Linked DNA regions of Homo sapiens: region 1 is linked to region 2. The links are chromatin contacts, found by Hi-C or POLR2A ChIA-PET in ENCODE. All regions are on one chromosome and are shown on one strand. The core of a region is the stretch at or near the end of the contact, and the rest is flanking DNA. Distances in the headings are between cores, read along the strand shown. Region 1 overlaps LINC02015 (long intergenic non-protein coding RNA 2015). Region 2 overlaps LINC00578 (long intergenic non-protein coding RNA 578).

Evidence for each region. Hi-C counts contacts between places; a loop is a spot of excess contacts on that map. ChIA-PET counts read pairs that join two places held with the same protein, here RNA polymerase II (POLR2A).
Region 1: a map of vagina shows a loop between it and region 2 (24-fold over the local background). The contact joins two enhancer-like sites. A Hi-C loop is called at or near these places in 1 of 168 maps with a recorded cell type or tissue (vagina). POLR2A ChIA-PET finds 5 or more read pairs at or near these places in 3 of 52 experiments (activated CD8-positive, alpha-beta memory T cell, activated T-cell and naive thymus-derived CD4-positive, alpha-beta T cell).

Annotation. Positions count from the first base shown.
Region 1 is chr3:177,822,068-177,825,710 of GRCh38, forward strand. All of the region lies in intron 1 of LINC02015 (long intergenic non-protein coding RNA 2015), which reads left to right. Among named protein-coding and RNA genes, the nearest start is that of LINC02015, 7.0 kb to the left of the region's middle. Within about 2 kb of position 2,209, at least 20 of the 41 ENCODE cell types and tissues checked have a DNase peak (open chromatin) inside an H3K27ac peak, as active enhancers do.
Region 2 is chr3:177,704,657-177,708,895 of GRCh38, forward strand. The region is part of intron 3 of LINC00578 (long intergenic non-protein coding RNA 578); the gene reads left to right. Among named protein-coding and RNA genes, the nearest start is that of LINC02015, 110 kb to the right of the region's middle. Within about 2 kb of position 1,983, at least 7 of the 41 ENCODE cell types and tissues checked have a DNase peak (open chromatin) inside an H3K27ac peak, as active enhancers do.

The DNA of each region.
Region 1 (3,643 bases), core at 959-3,458, 120 kb after region 2:
GATTAATATTAACTATATGGCAAATTTTCTAAAAATCTAACTAATCTAAACATTTGCACTGGGGATAGACAGAACTGTCTTATTACAGATTTCTAGACATATATATTATAGATGATTATGTTTAGAATAAAGCATTTGTTAGGTAACATTCTTTCACTGTTTGTTACTTTTGCACTGACCTCACATACTTAAATTTTATAACAGCACAACAAGAATGTGCTGAGAACAGAGCTTGGCATAAGCTCATTGATAACCGTGAGTGTGAATTACTGGCAGAAATAGATATTGATGATTTAGTCCGTATCACAGTGGAAAGGGAGGAAAATTGAAAAGCTTTTTTTTCACTCTTTAGAAACATTTGAAATCATTCCTTGGAAAAGAAAAATCTATATTAGGGGCTGAGTAGGGGAAGATACAGGTTGAGTCATTAATTTGATCAGTACAGTAAGTTCAAAGATTGTTTCCACTACAACATCTCATCTGAAATTTTACAGATTCCCTTAAAGGGGGCCAAAAAAAAAAAAAAAAAGATAGTGATTTCTAAGCTGAATCAAATATGTGCACTTTACTTCATGGAAAATCAGTAGGGAAACAAGAAAGATTCTCTCTGCTAACATCGATTTTCCTTATATTTATTTTTTCAGTCGGAACACTCTAGGCAAAAATTCACTTGGCTTCAACTAATTTGCAAATGCCATCATTCACTGCTGTTTTGCTACCCATTTCTCAAATCTCAATTAAATGTGATGACAGTTTACTTGCCAGAAACACACAGAAAGGTTCTTTTCCAACCAGAGGTCTTCACTCATTTCCTGCTTGTGGACTTGGCAAGTGGGGTCAAAACATCCATTACTGAGGCTGAATCTTAATTTAGAAGGTTATCACCAGAGTCAGCAAAATAATTATAAAAATACTTTCCAAATGCAAACTGCAATAGACATGCACAGTAACAGCTGAAAACAATATATACATCATAAAGCCTGTTTACAATGGAATTTTAAAAGGGTGAATGTTTGGTTTGTACTTGTTGAAAGCTTGTATAACTCACTCCTAGGATGGACCCGAAACTGTCTTCTCTCTGCAACTATTCTTTACATTAAAACCAAAAATAACAACAAAAAATTACGCTACAAGTCTTGATGTTCTGGCTCAGACACCAAATTCCCTATAAAACTAAAAGTGAAGGGTGAGGTGAGACAAAATTTTGGCTTAAAGAAACACCAGTTGAGAAATGAAAGAAAGTACTGCTCACTTTTCCCTTATTTCTTCTATGTAAATAAGTTTCCTCATACAATTTATATAGTATTGCTTTAAATATATGGGATCTTTAGAAATCATAGAATGTTAAAAATATCAATATGTGTAAATGGGTACTCACTTCACATAATAGGTACTCAATAAATATTAGCTACAAAAGATAAAAACAAACTATAAGACATCTTTGTAGAGACAATTTGCTCAACCTTCTTCTCTCTCCCTTTTTTTTTTTCTTTTTGAGATAGAATTTCACTCTTGTTGCCCAGGCTGGAGTGCAATGGCATGATCTTGGCTCACTGCAACCTCCGCCTCCCAGGTTCAAGTGATTCTCCTGCCTCAGCCCCCGAGTAGTTGGGATTACAGGCATGCACCATCATGCCCGGCTAATTTTGTATTTTTAGTAGAGACAGGGTTTCTCCATGTTGGCGAGACTGGTCTCGAACTCCCAGCCTCAGGTGATTGGCCCCCCTCGGCCTCGCAAAGTGCTGGGATTACAGGTGCGAGTCCCTGCACCCGACCAACCCTCCTATTTATAGCTGAAGAACTGAGGGCTAAGTGGTTGAAAGACTTGCACAGCTCCTACACTGGCCTGCTGAAAGCCAGGGCTGCAACGCATTTCTTCTCACAGGTTCAGAGACTCCTGTACCTCATCACTGTTACAGAACCTCTCTGGGCCTCAGTTCATCATTTGATAACAAGAGTAACTCAACCTGCCCAGGGGTTATCCATCAAAGGCAATCGAGGTTGCAAGAATTCCTTTAAAATTTTAATTTACAGTATAGCACCTTGCAGGTAGCAGGCACTCCATAAATCTCTGAGGAATGGAATTTGCTGAAGAACAGTGGCAAAGGCTAGCTCTGATTCATTCCCCAAAGCTCATGGTGCTTGTCCAAACTGTTTAATCAGGCTTATGCAACCAACTCCTCTGACCTTTATTACGGGGTGGGTGCAATCACATGCGCTGTGGGAGGAGGGGCAGGTGGCCTCGGCCTGATCAGGGAGCACTAGAATGGGGACAACATTTTCTATTGTTCAGAAACTAAAAGGACTCTGCTTGACCCCAGTGTAAGCCTTTCACTGCAGTAGTTGGGAGCCAAGCTTTCTCTTCCAACCTATCTGTCCTGGCGATCTTCATTTTCTCTGTTTTTTTCCTAAGACAGAAATATCAGCTAGAAGGCATTTCCCTCACTGGATTCATCCAGCCCTGATGTGAGAGTGCTGGGGGCAGACTGAGATCATGTGTGATGCCTGTCAGGCTGCCTGCCAGGCCATGTATATTGTTTTGGTGGACTGGCTTCTGCAGGAACATAGAGAAGACATGGGAATAGATTCTGAAAAGGGGGGTGGGGGACAGGAAAAAATGCCAAAAGCCCACTTAATACTGAAAAGTCTTACACTTCCAAGTCCTTGTTACTGCTGGCCAGAGAATGGGTTGTTGCCCTGTGTTTTTTTTTTTTTTTTTTTTTTTCCCCAGGAAAGCTGCCACGGCTTTTCTTTATTCAATAAGTACATGACTGCATTTGGTGAATTGTGTTTACACGTTCTGGTGAAATGAGATTTTAAAAAGAAAATGAATCAGGGAGTGTTTTTAAAGAGCACAGAGTGAGGAGAGGAGGTGGGGAGCGCTGCTGCCAGTCCTGTTCTGTTCTCTGCCTTTTGTCATCCTTCCCCCTCTGTATCTCTCTCCTCCATCTTCTCCTCCAAGGAATCACTATGCTCCTGGCAGGACATCCCTGGCGTCTGTCAGGGGAGAGAAGGAGGAGGAGAAATAGGAGAAGGAGAAGAGAAGAAAAAACAAAAGAGAAGAAAAGAACATCACAATTGACGTTGGAGAGTGATCTGTGCTAGGAGGAGTTCATCTCTGCACTTCCCCATTGGAATGACAGTCTCAACTTTACCCCAACTAGCCCCCCACCTTACATGAGCTGTAGGATCGACGTCGAATCTCTTGGCCTCTCTGAGCCTCAGTTTCCTCAGCTATTAGATGAGGATAATACCTGTACTGTTTTTGCCAGAGTGGTTGTAAGAAAGAAATGAGAAGCTTACGAAACCATAAAGCATGATGCCAGTCAAAAACATATAGTGATTTATATCTTAAAAAGATTTATTAGTCCTGGCACGGTGGCTCACACCTGTAATCCCAGCACTTTGGGAGGCCGAGGCGGGGAGATCACGAGGTCAGGAGATCGAGACCATCCTGGCTAACACGGTGAAACCCCATCTCTACTAAAAATACAAAAAATTAGCCAGGCCTGGGGGCACATGCCTGTAGTCCCAGCTACTCAGGAGGCTGAGGCAGGAGAATGGCTTGAACCTGGGAGGTGGTGGTTGCAGTGAGCCAAGATTGCACCAATGCACTCCAGCCTGGGTGACAGAGAGATACTCC
Region 2 (4,239 bases), core at 733-3,232:
CATGAACTTTCTAATCACACTTTAATGGACATGCTTTTCTTACCTGTCACCGCTTGCTGCCATCAAAACCTCTGTTGTCATTATGTGTCAGAGCTTTAAAAACTCAAGGTTAGCCTCAGAAGTAGAATCATAGTCCAGACAGATAAATTAAGCTTGGGCCTCCTTGGGTGTGAGAAATAGATAGAACATAAACATCATAGGCTGTCTGAAAAGCCCTCCATCTGAATTGGTATAGAGGTTGTCTGAGAAGCAGAGATTTATGCCTGTGTATTATGGACCCTTCTAATGACCCTAGGACAGGAAGGTGACCAGGTGACTGGACTGTGGCGTTGTTCTGAGTGGAAAAGTCTCTGAGGAGAGTTCAGGAGATAGGTAATTTGCATCCTGAGATACAAGCACATCACTGCAGAATGTAAGTGATCTGGAAGTTTCAGGAGAAAACTGCAGACCAGAGAATATTCCTTTGATTCAGTTCATGTTTATTGAAAGGTGGTCTAGGTTGCATTTTTTTTTCCTTTTGCTTTCAACTTTGCTGTCAAATTATTGTGCCAAATCAACAGATATAATTTAAAAACTTAAGTGACCTTTTCTAATTCAGATTTTCTAAAAGTGAACTCTGAGAATTATCTGCATCAGTATCCCCTTGGGTACTTGTAAAAATGCAGATCTGTGCCCTATCTGAGGCCCACTGAGAATGTCAAGGGTGGGCCTCGTCTTACGTACTCTGAAATTGGAAAATAGTTTTTAAAGGCCATTTAGTTTTGTTCAACCAGGGCAACTTTCTTATCACCGTATATATATAACAAGAGTGGGTTCTGTTGAGTAATAGGAAGCCTATGATAAAGTTTAAAGCATGATTTGGTTTGGGAAAATGCTTCTACTCTGTGAAAGGTGGGGATGAAATGCACAAGTGTTTTTGTTGTTGTTTTGTTTTTTGTTTGTTTGTTTTTGTTTTATTTTGTTTTGTTTTTGAGACGGAGTTTCACTGTTGTCATCCAGGCTGGAGTGCAGCGGCACGATCTTGGCTCACTGCAAGCTCTGCCTCTCGGGTTCAAGTGATTCTCCTGCCTCAGCCTCCTGAGTAGCTGGGAGTGCAGGTGCCCACCACCACGCCAAACTAATTTTTTGTATTTTTAGTAGAGATGGGGTTTCACCGTGTTGAGCAGGGTGGTCTCGAACTCCTGACCTCAGGTATTTTTATCTACTGAAAGAGATGGTACAGGGCATGGAAGGAGGATAGGGGAGACAAGGGTGGCCTCAGTGTCAAAAGAGTAAGGCCTACTTTTGGATGGATCAAATTTGGCTACTTTTAGCCTGTAAAACTTAAGCATCTTTGTGGTGTCAATCCAGTTCATGTCCAGGCCAATTTTCAAGGTTAGTTCCTGACACTGCCCTGATTCTACTGAGCATCTGCCTCCTTGTTTGGGAAGAAGTGGGAAAGTGATTTGACACAGTGGCCTACCAGCGAATGTGCTTGTCAGTGTAACAGGTGGCTGCCCTGTGAGGTTGCTAATCAGAACCTGGACTTTTGTATTTTGTTTAGAAAAGCTAAGTCCTTCTAGAGGTCCGTGTAATGCAAATTCATCCAAAGAAGGCAGGCTCAGGAAGGAGGGGGGGAAGCCAGGTGCTTGCTTCATTCAAGTAACCCAACCACAGAATCCAAGTTCTGCAACTCTGATTTGGGCTTAGTAAACCAGACCCACCAATCCAAGAGAATAAAGAATCTCCTGGCAATTGGGCCAGCCAGAATCGTCCTCAGTGATCAAGAGTGTATGGAAAGAGAAGTGGAAGAAATACAAGAGGGTGAGCCAGATGTTTTCAGAGAAAACAGCTCTCTTTGTTTTTGTTCAGAGTCTTCTTTCTCCTTAGGACTCTGATATGAGTACATCTGAAAGAGGCTGGCTTGGGGGATGGGGTGATACCACAGAGTCAAAGCCAGACTTTCCCCCAGATAACTAAGGCTTTTTCTTCTTGGGCCAAGCTTGTCTGACAGTCTCATTCTGTATGAGTTCTTTCCCAGGAGGCTCTTCAGTTTCTGAAACAGACAGTCTCCTGGCAGACCCACCCCACCAGGCAGCCAGGCTTGGCAAAATATACCAGTAGCAAACAACGCAGCTGGGACTCCTGCTATGATAAGATTCATTGGCAGCCTATCATGTGCCAGGAACTTACAGGACATCATTTATTTGATTCCTCATAATAAATCTATGAGAGAGGAGTTGTAATATCCATTCTACAAAGAACTGAAATGAGGTTCTGAAAAGCTAAATAGCTTGCTCAATCTCCCTGAGATATACTGGTGGACAGAGGATTGGAACCCAGATCTATATAACAAAGCTCACCCACATTTCTGCTACTAGACTACACTGCCAATTGGGCTTCATCGTTAGTTTTGGAAACTCAAGGCTTGGCCTCTCTTATTTAGGATTTTGTGCTTGGAGGGATTGTGGGTAGCAAGGGCTGGAGGGAGAGTGAGGTTCCTCAACATTAAACAAGATCCAGGAGGCCGGGTCTTGACAGGAATCCCCACCTTAGTTCTAATTATAACAAATATTCCTGAAAATACTTAGACTAAAAATTTTAGAGCTTTAAACCTGAAAAGCGACGAGAAGAAATAATTTCAAATTGGAACCAGACATGAGTCTCTTGCTTAGGTATCTGTTTTTTCCCATCTGAAATATTCATAATTTCGTGAGGCTGACCTAGATTTATGCAGACAAAAATCACAATGAGCCTACAACTCAAAGAGTTCGTCTTACTTTGAGTATGAGATATAAAAGTGCGGTAAAAAATCAACAGATGAGAGAGCAACTGGAGAAGATTTGAATAAAATCACTCCTTTTCCATGTGGGTCAACACAGTACCAAATAAGAACTGGGCCTTTGATAGAAAATGTAAGGGACACCCTCATAGTGACTTCTTTCCTAGCAGTCTGCCTCTGTTTGCGGTGTTGTCTGGGGTCATTGTTGAAAGTTATTGACATATTTCTGCCTCTTTGTGAGTTATCTGTGAAGCTACGCCACAGTACTCTGTTGTTGGCTATTCTGCATGCTCCCAGTGCTCAGGTGAATTCCTTGGAAGATACTGAGCAAAAACCTAGAGCTTATATGACCATAATATCTAGACCATTAGCATGAACTGGTAAAAACCAAAGTAGAGGAAAAAGATTGAACCAACAACTCAGTAGAAATTGGTAGGTTTATATGAGCTTTGTTTTGTGGCTCGAACATTTTAGATACCCAAAGTCCAAGCATTACTCAGTTGGGACTGGAAATCAGATGAAGTCATCTAACATTTTTCAAGAGATGGAAGCCAAATAATTTGGCTTAGACTTAAGTAGAATACTTGAGAGCCCCACTCCAAGCAGTAGCCTATTTATATGGATTATTTTAATCATTTCTGGGTTAACTAGTAAGGATTATAGTCATCTTTATAAAACAATAACAGCAACAATAGCAGCAGCAACAACAAAAATAGCAAGGACAACATCTACGGAAGCCATTAAAGATGTTGAAGAGGAATAAAAAAGAAATGAGCTCGCTTTAACCATATTATGAAGAAAAGAGAGAATTGCAGATTTCCATGTTTGGCTCAATACATTTTTAAATAGAAATTTAGTTATGAATGATATTGAAGGCCTGTATTTGAGAGTCTAAATACATTCTTATGAAACCAGAGTACATTTTCACATGCAGTGAACTAGCAAACTGTAAGAATGAGTATACGGGAAGAACACATCCTTATATTAAATAGAGAGGAGTTTTTATAAAGATCTTGATTGTACATGTATCTGGGAGACATCTTTAATGTAAACTTCTCCATCAAGCCTAATCCATCGCATCTAATCTATCAGCAAGCCCTGTTGTTTCTATCCTCAAGTCCACTGCCCTGTCTCTGTTTCCACTACAACCACTGAGTCTAGTTACTATCATCTTTGTGTTATATAGTAGCCTCCTAACATGTGGTCTGGCTTCCATGCCGCGTGTCTTCAGTCAGTTCTCCAAAGGGCAGCATGAGAGATTGTTCCGAAACACAGATTGGATTAAACTCCTATCCCCTATCACAGCCCAGCCTACCTGATCTCATCTATGGCTCCTCCCTCCTTTCCTAACAATCCTCCAGCCTTCTTCACTCTTCAGGACTTTAAGCTCTATTTCCTCTACCATCATTTGTCCCACAAAACACATTATATCCTTGCTCTCTTTCTTTTTTTTTTTGAGACGGAGTCTCTCTCTGTCG